Regions from separate parts of the Homo sapiens genome. Here region 1 is linked to region 2. The links are chromatin contacts, found by Hi-C or POLR2A ChIA-PET in ENCODE. All regions are on one chromosome and are shown on one strand. Each heading gives the region's core, a stretch centred on a gene start or an enhancer-like site at or near the end of the contact. The rest is flanking DNA. Distances are from core to core; before and after follow the strand shown.

Region 1 (6,480 bases), core at 1,336-3,835, 480 kb after region 2:
AATGGAGTTATCTCTTCTAAGTGTGAATGTAAATGTCGGAAAAATATTCAACTTTTGGGAAGTATATTCTAAATATCTGCTTTTATTTTTATCAGTTTTATTTTATTTTATTGGTGTTTCCTTTGATTGTCTGGTTCTCTGATTTAGGCAATTCATTTAACCTTTGAAATACCATTTGCTTCTCCATACCACTGGCATGATTGAGGAGCTTTAATTCATTCACCCAATATTTTATGAAAGCCATACTATGTGCATAATACTGTGTTTTGTTTTTGAATGTCTGTGCCTGTTCTGTAAGCAGTTACAAACTAACTGAGAAGATAAACATTTACACAGGAAAATAAAACTCACACTGTCAGGTAGCACATGGTAAGACAATGTTGCGTGTACAAGGATATTCATTGCAGCATCGTTTGTTTAACAACATTTTGGAAAACATCTAAAGGTCCATTAACAGAAGAAGGGTTAAACAAATTATGATCGTCTATATAATTGAATACTACCCAGACATTAAAGGAGAATGAGGCAGATCTACATGTACTAAAATGGAAGAGCTCTCAAATACAGCTTTAAAAGAAAAAAGGAAGTGTGTAGCCGTGAGTACTGTGCTGCCATTAGTGAAAAGAAAAAAATAGGAATATAGACACAAAGTCTTACATATGCATGGAATATCTTGAACAGCTACATAACAACCTGCAGAACGTGGATGCCTCTAGGGAAGAGATGGCTGGAGTATGGGCTGGGAGAGAGATTTGCTTTACCTTGAATATTCTTTTGTATCTTTTGAATTTTGTACCAGGTACATATATTATCCAATTATTAAATAATATTTAAAATGTGTCCTAATCCTCTGGCCAGCTCAACATTGAGGGCTGGCAAACATTAAATGAGGGACAAGTAGAGAACTTTTTCACAGAGGTCTGAACCATGGAGTGGATTCTCTGCAAAAGGTTTTAAAATAGTTCTGTTGGAGGAAGGCGTGGGAGTTACTGCTCTGTCTCCTTCAAGTCAGTTCCAATCCAATGCTTCTGACATGGAGAGCGAGACACAAGGAGGGGTTTCAATAACCTAATACTACATGACATGGGGTTTTAGGTCACCATCTCAACATGTTTATTCAAAAGGGAGAGGATTTGGGAAACGCAGGAGAGAAAGCCGGAAGATTCCTCCTTCCCTGAGAACCTGTGTTGTCACACTCATGGGTGTTCTCTGTCACCTGGACACATGTGGCCAAGGAGGGGACTGAGCAGCCCTGGCTCCTGTCATAAGAAAGGTTCTAAGTTCTTCCTGGCACATTACCAGAGAGTCTGGACTTCATAGACTCGAAGAATCTCATAGGGAGGAGGGACCCTGGAGATTTTGCTCAACTTCCTCATCTTACAAGCAGGAGACTGGGGACAAGCGACCTGCCCATGGACACATCAAGCATCAGCTGCAAAGCTGGGACTACACCCTCGGTCTTTTAACTCTACATGCAGTGCTCTTTCTATATCACTGCCACATGGTCACAGTCCCCTTGGGTTTTCAGCAGAGGCAATGCTAAGGACATGACAGTTATTTTCCTCAAACCGATCGAACACTGTGAGAGCAAGTTCAACAACTCAGGCTTGGGGCTTTCCTGAGACCAGGCTGCTGAGACAGTTTTGGGGTGGGGGTGGAGAACTAGGAGGTTCTCTCTATTGCTCAAGAGAAGGTGGGTGATCATACAGACTTTCCAGCAAACAGCCAGGGCAGGCAGCCTTCGGGGCACCCAAACCTCCCCACCATGGGTCCAGTCCAAGCTAGATGCTTCAGCATTGACACTCCACACCAAAATGGATCTCATATCAATTTTTATCTGTGAGGGGTTGTATAAAACCTCCTACAATCTCAGATCTGGAAACCATATAATAGGAGTAAAGCAGTCAGAAAAATGGATAACTTTTGCCCTTTTTTATGTGGGAAAAAAAACACCTCAGTAATTGAATTAATTTTTAAAAATATAACAAAGGGCTGGGCACAGTGCCTCATGCTTATAATCCCAGCACTTTGGGAGGGTGAGGCAGGCGAATCACCTGAGATCAGGAGTTCAACGCCAGCCTGACCAACATGGCGAAACCCCATCTCTACTAAAAATCCAGAAATTAGCCGGGCATGGTGGTGTGCGCCCGTAGTCCCAGCTACTCGGGAGGTTGAGGCTTGAACTGGGGAGATGGAGGTTGCAGTGAGGTGAGGTTGTGCTACTGCACTCCCTTGGGCAACAGAGTGAGAGTCTGTCTAAAAAAAAAAAAAGAAATGTAACAAAGGCCAAAGGCCAAAGTCCCCCGAATTTTGTCACCCCCTTTCTCTTTTTGCTATGCACATGAGTCCCGCTGAGGTGTGTGATCAAGTGAGCCCTCTGAGGTGTGTGATCAAGTAGGTCTCTGGGCACCGAGCCCACTGGCTGCGCTGGCAGCCCCCTCACTTCTCCTGGGCATGGAGTCCCAGCACCTTCCTCACCTGAGTCTCATCTGTGTGTGCAGCTCCAACATGTTTTACTTTCTATTTACTAAAATAAACTTCCTCTTTCATGATGACTTTGGAAAATGGACTCTGGACCACTTGGAGTTCATAAAGACACGAATCAGGCTATCTTAGTCCTGACATGAATCACTTTCTCTCCCCACCCATTTCCACAGATGCGTGGGTAATTTGGTCTCACTGCATCCCTCCTGCTGTCTTCAGGAGGATTTCCGCCACCTCGGCAGCATGAGTCAAAATGGATCATCCTCCCCGCCTCACCGCTTAACGAACTGAGGTGTGTGTTGGAGCTGAATGTTTACAACACAAAACCACCAACCATCTTGTTTCTTCATGTTTTGATGGCCCAGAAGCTGAGCTGCAGGGAGAGGACCTCCCCATTCCTGCGTAGAAGACAGGGGTCTTCTTATGTCTTAACTTTTCTTGACTACTGTTTGGCTTTCAGTGAATGCTTCAAAAGTTCTACCCTGTGTCCAGCACCCCAGGTCTTGATGGATAAAAATTCTCAGCACCTAAGCTGATCTTCATTCCTCATTTCCAGCCACAGCTCAAGGGGTTTGCAGTCTGTCTTTGGAAATGACTCAACCAACAGTTGGGAGTGAAAAAAATTAATGATGCCACATCTTTAGGCTTTGTCCTTTCATTTACCAAGTCGGTATTTAATGAACAACATAAGATTGTACTTCCTTGCAGTGAGTTTGCATTTCATGAGACGATGAAACTAAAGAAAAAGTCAGCCAACCTCACTGCTCCCTCAAGAAGTCCTCATTTCTGAACCCAATTATTTCACTTCTTATTCCTCGGTAGGAATTCTCTATGTACATTCATGACATATCCCAGAAGGGGCAGTGGGGTCTCACTGCTGCTTAAGGCACCTTTGAAGTGCTTTCTTGTTTCTATTATCTTGACTATTTTCACTACCCTTTCCCTCTTTCTTTCTTTTTTCTGCATTTTTCTTGTCAGATGTTGGCAGATTATTGAGTTGCCATCAGTATTTAAGTCAGAGTTCTGTTTTAGGCAATGGTTATTTTACAAATAGACACAAGTAGCTTCAAAGTATCCCCACGGCTTCTTTCCTCCTTCTCCATGTTTACTATACTATTATTTAGTAAAATTGTTAGTCATAAATTATCATTATTTAGTTAAAAACAAAAAAGCATTTGGCCAGGCACGGTGGCTCACACGTGTAATCTCAGCATTTGGAGAGGCCGAGGCTGGCAGATCACTTGAGGTCAGGAGTTTGAGACCAGCCTGGGCAACATGGTGAAACCCTGTCTCTACTAGAAATACAAAAATTAGCCGGGTGTGGTGGCACATGCCTGTAATCTCAGCTACTCGGGAGGCTGAGGCAGGAGAATCGCTTGAACCTGGGAAGCAGAGGTTGCAGTGAGCTGAGATCACGCCACTGCATTCTAGCCTGGGGGACAGAGAGAGACTCTGTCTCAAAAGAAAAAAAGAAAGCATTTTAACATAATAAAAATATTTTTAGGTGTTTAATAAGAAAGAAATTATTATATAGTAAAATTGTCCATATTTACTATACTATTTCTTTTTTTCTCCTTTTCCTGAGGCAGAGAGAAAGGGTAGGGGGAGATTTACTCTTGTTCTGATCCGGAACCAATCTTTAGTTCCAGTTCATTCTTCTCCCTGCCTAAAAATAAGAGTTAATGCTTCCCAAATGCTTTACAAACACACTCATATAACACCCAGCAAACATATCTTGTCCTCCTTTCAACAAGGAGATGGTCTGGCTCTTAGTACTATGCTGTCCTGTCTCTCACCACCTCTACGCCATCTAATCACCTCTTGAGCAATTAAAACACAGGTGCACAACCTTAAACATATTTGAAATATTTAAAAATAATTCATCTATATAATTTGGATCCGTGGACATTAACTTCCTCAATAATGTGACGCTGGCCGTATGCCGTGGCTCACGCCTGTAATTCCAGCACTTTGGGAGGCTGAAGCGGGTGGATCACCTGAGGTCAGGAGTTAGAGACAAGCCTGGCCAACATGGTGAAACCCCGTCTCTACTAAAAATACAAAAATTAGCCAGGTGTGGTGGTGCGTGCCTGTAGTCCCAGCTACTTGGGAGGCTGAGGCAGGATAATTGCTTGAACCCAGGAAGCGGAGGTTGCAGTGAGCTGAGATTGCGCCATTGTACTCCAGCCTGAGTGACAACAGAGAAACTCCATCTCAAAAAATAAAAAAAATAAAAAAGTAAAATAAAAATAATAATTTGATGTCTTTGAGTCTGGCTATTTATTGTTTGCTGTGGTGAAGTCTGGCATGGAAAACACTATAATGTTGACAAATAAGAAAAGCAACATGGAGTTCAAAATATAACACAGAAATGTCATGCTTATGAGGATCATATAAGTTATTTTGATGATAAGACCTTGTCCTTTTAGAACACTGGCCTCTGCACGGCTGGGCACGGTGGCTCATGCCTGTAATCCCAGCACTTTGGGAGGCCGAGGCAGGCGGATCACCTGAGGTCAGGAGTTCATGACCAGCCTGGCTAACATGGTGAAACCCCATCTCTACTAAAAATACTAAAATTAGCTGGGCGTGGTGGCACACACATGTAATCCCAACTACTCGGGAGGCTGAGGCAGGAGAATCGCTTGAACCTGAGAGGCAGAGGTTACAGTGAGCAAAGATTGTGCCACTACACTGCAGCCTGGACAACAAAGCGAGACTCCATCTCAAAAATAAATTAATTAATTAATTAAAAAAAGAACACTGGCCTCTGATCCACCAGAAAGAATTTCATAAGATTCAGTGATAAAGCTCAGCTCGTGGCTTTTTAGGTGAGCCCCTCATTCAGACTCTTTTAGACTCTATTTACTCCGACTTCATGCACAAATCTAAAAGGGTAGGGGATCTGCTTTCCAGTCCACAGAAGACTAGAAAGACAAATGAAAAGGCAGAGCCAGGGGGACAGTGCTGGAAACCAGCACCCTGAGAGAGGGTAGTGGAGGGAACTGATATCCAAGCAGCTGGAAGAGGAGCTTTGCAGACGCCCAAATGTCAGACCGATTCATGTCAGAGATGACAGCCCCATCCACAGCTCCCTGACATCGAGAAAGACAGTAGCCGTGCTCATCAGCACGTCCTGAAGCCACCAAGACAGGGACAGACCACGATCAACTGCAGCATGATGAAGAGGTTCATAACTTTTTTAAGGAATCTCTATATGTAATGGTTCAAGTTTTATTTCCTGAAGGATATCAGTAACATCAAGAGCAAAAAGTGACTCATTCCCTAAGATTTCAGGATAGCCTAGTTTTGCTTTGTGTATTTGCATGCAAGTTATCCTAGAGATAAGGCACACTGTCATCTATTAAACTAGTCTCCAATGACCATAATTTTAGATCATCAAGTGACAGGTTTCTTAGATTATGAAACAATAATTAGCCTTAGCTTCATGAGTCTGTAAAGCATGTATGACTATCTCAGCGGACCCTGCATGTCTGCTAGTGCAGGTTTCACCACCAATTCTGGCAAGAGCTGGAGTCAGCCTGGGACTGTGGTTATTTTGCATACACGAAAAGCTTGGTAATCTCTTTGAAGGGCCTGGACTGTGTACAAAGATCCCTCCCTTTTTGCATAATGGTACTTTACTTCCTGGATTATAAAGATATTATTTTACTAGAGAGAAAGGAACTGGATTTGTGGCGCATATTTGTCCAATGATTTAAGTTAATTCCTCATGTTCAAAATGAAACTGTCAGTTATAAGCTGACCAAATGAAGCAATATATTTCAAACTCAACAGAATCTTTTTATTCACTCTACCAATCTACGTACATCCCAAATTCCAACATAATTACCACCCCAGGTGTTGGTTAAAGAGCACTTTTTAACTTCCTATGGTGGACATTTCTAAGCATCCACAAAAGTAGACAATAGCATAATGAACTTCCAGGTACCCAACCTTCAGCTTCAGCTGTTATCAATATTTTGTCAGTCTTAA
Region 2 (6,235 bases), core at 2,027-4,526:
TGTTCCATCTTATGCAACAGCTAACTCAGGTATTAAGTAAGCTGCCAACATCTTTCTAGAACCCAGAGTAAGAATTCATAATCGACCCTGGTCTTTTAGGCCCAGGGAATAAATAGGAACAAGAAATTCCCATCCAAAGAACACCATGTTGACTTTAGCTATATCTTGTAAGATCTAGTCAATGTCCATCTGAAAGCTGTGAGATTAAGGAAAGGACTCCTATTTTATCAATCCAGGTCCAGACAAGAGACAAATTACACCAATGGAGATAATTTAATATAAACAATATAAAGAAGTACTTACTAGGTACTGAATGATTGAATATGCAAAAAGAGAACAATAAGTTATCATGGAAATAGGACACATTTACCACTTGCAGGGCTGGGGAACAAAGGGATGAGATGGGAACCATCAAAATAGATCCCAATGAATGCTACACTCAGATGTCTGAGGAGAGGGCACTGCTCTGAAGTTGCTGGTGCTTCAGACCTTGGGTAGGGGGGTAGACTCAGATCTCCCAGGGAGGTGGCAGCTGGCTGGTGCTGGTGTACCTAAGTAGGGAGTAGACTCAGATCCCCCAGGGGAAGTGGCAGCTGGTGGCCTGTGCTGATGTACCTAATGCCAGTGTGGGGCCACAGGGTTGGCCCAAACTTCCAAAAAGGTGATACTGCCAGCTAAGACAGTGCATCTGAGGGGTGTACCATGAGACTGGTTCTGCAACTATTGGAAAAATTGTAAACTGGGCTGGGCATGATGGCTTATGCATATAATCCCAGCACTTTGGGAGGCTAAGGCAAGTGGATCACCTGAGCCCGGGAGTTCGACACCAGCCTGGGCAGCACAGTGAAAACCCATCTCTACAAAAAAATACAAAAATTAGCTGGGTATGGTGCACACCTGTGGTCCTAGCTACTTGGAAGGCTGACGTGGGAGGATCACCTGAGCTGTGATCACACCACTGCACTCCAGCCTGAGCGACAGAATGAGATCCTGTGTCAAGAAAAAAAAAATGCAAACTAGTATAAACAGCTGTTACTGAAGTAAAATGCCACTGTTTGGGTGAAGAAGTGTTGCTGGGTGACACTGAAAGAAATAGGAAGCAAAACTGGAGTCAGAGGTAGCAGAGAGGAAAATAAACTTTCTCCTTTCCCAGACTTGCAGTCTTTCTCTAGCATCCCCTGTTGGCAGAGCCTAACAGGGAATTATCAGCAACACAGAAATAAATGTGTATTGCAGAGGTCCAGCATCACACAGCAGAGTGTAGGAGGATGGGCTTGATGCCGCGAGACAATAGCTTAATGATGGGCCCAACCCACTGACATGTAAAAAATATATTCACCAAGCATGAGGGAAAACCAAAAATTCTAAGTGGTATTCTTGTAACTGATCTTGCACTTGACTTTCTACTTCCTTTCCATTCACCCCCACGTCAGCTCCTCTGGCTAAGAATATTTGCTGTTGAAACTTGAGCAAGATTTTTCTAACTTTGATGCACTTTTACATCAGAACCAATATGGAATCAAGCAGAGAATGTCTTTTGTAAAGGTTATCTAGATGATGCCTACTTCAGAGAGTTGTTTACTACTCTGAGAAAGGATTTTTTTTTTTAAAGACTACTCTTACTTAAGGAGGAAGAGCAAATTCTACCTGGGAAATGATTTACCACAGAGGTCTTATTCATGAGCAGAGGCAGTAGTAAAACTGCACTCATCACGCCTTGGTCTTGAGAAATTCCTGGTCGGGGGGTGCTTCCTGAGTATGGGACAGAATCCATAATGCTCATAGTAGCCCCTTTCAAAACCTTTAGGCTTCACTATGGGCCTTCTTGACGGTTCTGAGTTGATGTAGATAATGAGAAATTGAGGTAATGAAAAATGTCCATTTGTTTTTTCTTTTAAACTGTCGAACCCAATCCATTATTGACACAAGTTTTTCTCCTGAAGTGTATAGAGATCTATACTCTATAGACAAATAGAAAAGTAGAACACTAGTTGGATTTTGCTGTGGACATGGACTTTGGTTGCTGAAACAAGTATCTGTTTTATGTAAAGAATGTTCCATCAGCAGCCACTTTTTTTAAAAAGAGCACTTGGCAAATCTCTGGAAGCCGGCTTATGTAACTAACTGCCTCTTATGGTAGTATGTGAAGGCAGCACAGAACATATTGTTTCCCACTGTTTCTCTTTGAGAAATTAGTTTGGTGCCTGGCAAGAGGAGAGATGTGCAAGGGCAATATTCCTAGAAATAACTACCTGTGTACTTGCTGGAATTCCACACTGGATGGAGGCTCCTTTGTGAAAGGCAGGTGTTGATTTCTAGGCTGAGAGAGTACTAGCAGGGAGCTCCTCAAAGGAACTTGGAAAGAATTACTTAGGTCTCATTTCACACCCTGCATCTGATTTTTTAACTAAGTCCCTAAGAGAAAAGTGGCTACAGGTGTTGTAAACGACCCTTCCTTCAGTAAACTGATTGAAACTGAACACTGATCACAATTTCTTTGCATGAGAAAGATAACTGGGCATGGAAAATTTTGATCTGAGAATATCTGAAAATTACATAAATAACATTAACAAGTGTTAGAGTGACAGAAACAATGAGGCCAGATTTGTTCTAACTTGAAAATGTAAGGGCTATTTAATGTATTTTAGGATGGAGGGAGTGCTAAGGATCGTTTATTTTTAGCTCCCATAAAAACTCAATTTCCTTCATAGTGGAATCAGTCCAAATTGAAGATTTGCTCTTGCACAGACACTGGACTCTCCCCAAAATTTTCAGATTAGCAGTCATACCCCAAAGAATAAACCTGGGCTAAAGCTGCAGGTTCTAGCACTGAGACAGAGATCATCTGCATTCCTGTTACCTAGTCAAGTGTCCTGGATAAATCACAAAAACATCGAAGTCTTAGGTCACGTCACCAAGTCTCACGTTCCAAGAACTGTCAAGAGATTGCTTATGTAGCCACAGGCCAGACAGACAGGGGCTTTGTGAGACTATCCCTCAGGGGTGCTGGGGGTGTTTGCATTGTTAGCCTGGAAAAAGCTAGCCAGACCAACATAGTCACAGCAATTGAAAATCCTGAAGGCCCATCTATGACCAAATGTATTAATAAATAAAAAGACCTATAAGAAACCTTCCCACCAGCATTAACCACACCAAAAGCAAGTCAAACCCAGGCTTCTCATAACTGGTTCTTGTTCCAACACAAGAGTGAGAAGAGCATCTTGCTGCGGCCAACGGTTACTATAGCTCTCCTTTTGTAGAAAGCCACCGTCTTCGAAGAGCTTACTAGGTGTCTCCACTAAAGAACAAAAAACATGGGTAAGACTGGTTTCCTCTCAAGTTATGACTCAGCTTTGATCACCACACTTCCACTTGAGCCTATTAACGTTCAGTGGACAGAATGTCACTCTTTTTCAATCAGCTGCTACAGCAAACAATAGCCTTGCTGCATTTCAGTCATATAGAAAGCCACAGAATATTTCCTTTTGACTCTCTTCTCTCCACATCAGACCCACAGTCAGGCTCATGCTGAGGTCTATCTTCTCACAATCTACTAGAAAGTGGCCTGCCTCTACATGCTTACCCTGCTAAAATGAGAAGCAAGAAATAAACAACTTCATGTTAATTATAAATAGGAGGCACTGGATATTAAACCTGCCCATAGAATAATGGAGAAGGAAAGCATTGCGCTCCCTTTCTCCTTGAGTCGGGAGCCATATCCCTTGCCAGAACAGTGAACTCTCACTGGGTAGCAGGAGAGGCCACTATGATAAGGACCCAAGCAGAAGCCTGGGGGTGGGGTTCTCACGACCACTCACAGACCCCTGAACCTGGGGGGAGTAGCAGAGAACAGCCAAGAGCGACATGGACTGTCTTGCATTTTCCTCATCTCTTTATTCTAGAAAAAAAAAGAGGAAGGAAGAAAAAATGAAAGAAAAATGCTATAATTTTCTTTTCTCCATCTTTCTTGGAGATCAGAAAACAGTAGGTTCTGAAGATCTCCTCTGTGCTCATGGGCACGTGAAAAATTTCATGATGCTTACTTGGCTTTGAGATTTTATTACCATTATTATTGTTATTTTATATTAATATAAAAATAATAAAGATGTATTGAGCTCCTTCTATGTGCCCAACACTATAAGCATAATAAATACTTTATCTCTTAATCCCCACAGCTCCCTATGAATTAGATACTATTGATACTAATATTATCCCAAATTAAAAATTAGGAGCCTGAGGCATGAAAACGTGAACTCATTGGAGATCACACCACTCACAAATGGCAGAGCCAGGGTGCAGCCCTAGGTCCAGTGTCCCCAGAGCCCATTCTGCCATTCACTTCAGGTCATTCTCTTCCCATTTAGAACACTGAACTTTTTATATCCTCAACAGACATAAATGCTCAGCTTCAAGAGCCAAACAAAAATAATTGTTACAAATTCCACTGTTTGTTTTCCCAGGGGGTGCATCTTAGAGTTATTAAATGTAATCCTCTGTTCCCCTTACTCCAGTAGTTTCTTTACCCCTTTGGGAGTGTCCTACCATTCTTCCCCATTTCTTCACATTCCCTCCTCCCCCCACCCTTACCCAGGCTGTCTGAATTCTATTCCGCCTTAAAGATGTAACTCAACTTCCACCTCTCCCAAAAAGGGCTTCTTCAACTCCTGTCACCTCCATCTCTGAATTTTTATAGCATTTAATGTTAATGCTATTTACTTGGCATTTGTGTTTTTTGTGTTTTACTTTTTACTGTTAGTTCTATTTGAGAATAATTCATCTTGAGGCAGAATTCATTCTATCCCATTTTTTCATTGAGATGAAACCCTTGAAGGCAAGGAACAAGTGTTCAAACATGTTTATGTATTCACACACTCCACGCTCAGCATCTTGGACATAACAGACACTCAATAAATCACCTTTGAGAGCTAGGTTAGAAAGCCTATTGAAGCCTGTGATTTGAAACAGGCTGGGCTGGTAGAGAAAAAAGCTAGCCTGTCTTCTTAGAGCTCTAGAAAGTACTGTGGAATACATTTAAGAGTCTACGGAGTCCCTTCACGGGCAGAAAAGAGTCCTCTGACTCCTCGATTCCTAACCTCCCATGTCCCAACTTATCTCAGTGTTCCCCTTAAACTCCTAAATTTTGAACCTAAAGTATGCAGAACATCAGATCCTGAAAAACAACGCCAACTTTTACTTGACGGTTTCACTTACCCTCACACCTGTGGTTTTGAAGGTGTCAAGTTTCCTCTGAAGTCTTTCTGTGAAGCTTTATCCCCCTCATTTTTCCACCCTGCCAGTCAACCCTGTCAACAGTGACAATCTCCTTGTCAAGCAGAAGCCACTCAAGCTATCAGTTTTCATTAGCCGTTTAGTTGGGATAATCCCTTTTTCCTACCAAACTGTTTCCTTCTAGGAACTGCTGATTCCTTTTATTTGGGGTTTTTCAGACTTCTCTAACTAAAGCCCCTCCACCCAGATGATTTCTCACTTTTCTGAAGATCTCCTTCAGCTAAAAAGATTTCCTATAACCTCATTTTCTATAGTTTGTATTATGAAAAAATGTGGTATATAACTTTTTTTTTCAAGCAACATATGGCAACTAAGAGTTTAGTATGCTCTAGAAAGGGGTATTTCCTCTGGGGAAATTTTTTATTATTTTTTGTTTTCAATATGACCTGCTTCTTTACCTCTTCCATTTCCTATTTAGAGCCCACCCATCCTTTGGTGACTTAAGTAAAAAACAAAACAAAACAAAACAAAAAACCTTTATCAACTTCAAAATTGTGTCATCTATTTTCATTCATATTGTTAAATTCACTAACCGAGAGGAAAGCTGTAAGATGGTAAATGTAACCATGCACAAGGTCCCCATTCATCAAGCTTGTGGAAGTGTTAATTTTGGAGACAAGTAAATAAGTAAATGTTCTAAACCTATTTTATCTCTTTCCTCCCATGACCATTTCTCCATTTTCTACCCATCAATTACTTGTCCTTATTGTCAATGTTTTAGAAAGTTTGAGTTTTAGGAAAGGCTAAGTAGCTCTTCAACTTCCTGTGAAGTTGAACTGTGGCCTGAGCTTAGCATCTCTCCAACACCTGCTCACACTTACCATCCACCGCCCATCCCTCCCTTCTTTTCTGTTCCTGTATACTACTATGTTCTGTGAATGAGATATCACTACAAACTTATGTCCACAGAAAGAGAAAGCATGAGGTAAGAAATAACAGAATGACT

Evidence for each region. A loop is a pair of places that touch in the nucleus more often than their neighbours do. ChIA-PET counts read pairs that join two places held with the same protein, here RNA polymerase II (POLR2A). Pooled maps may share reads with other maps.
Region 1: a pooled map shows a loop between it and region 2 (4-fold over the local background). The contact joins two enhancer-like sites. A Hi-C loop is called at or near these places in 8 of 50 pooled maps. POLR2A ChIA-PET finds 5 or more read pairs at or near these places in 2 of 52 experiments (GM10248 and T-cell).

Annotation. Positions count from the first base shown.
Region 1 is chr6:106,123,631-106,130,110 of GRCh38, forward strand. No RefSeq gene overlaps it. Among named protein-coding and RNA genes, the nearest start is that of PRDM1, 41 kb to the left of the region's middle. Within about 2 kb of position 2,586, at least 3 of the 41 ENCODE cell types and tissues checked have a DNase peak (open chromatin) inside an H3K27ac peak, as active enhancers do.
Region 2 is chr6:105,643,220-105,649,454 of GRCh38, forward strand. No RefSeq gene overlaps it. Among named protein-coding and RNA genes, the nearest start is that of LINC02836, 14 kb to the left of the region's middle. RefSeq lists enhancers at 785-1,024, 3,592-3,781. Within about 2 kb of position 3,277, at least 4 of the 41 ENCODE cell types and tissues checked have a DNase peak (open chromatin) inside an H3K27ac peak, as active enhancers do.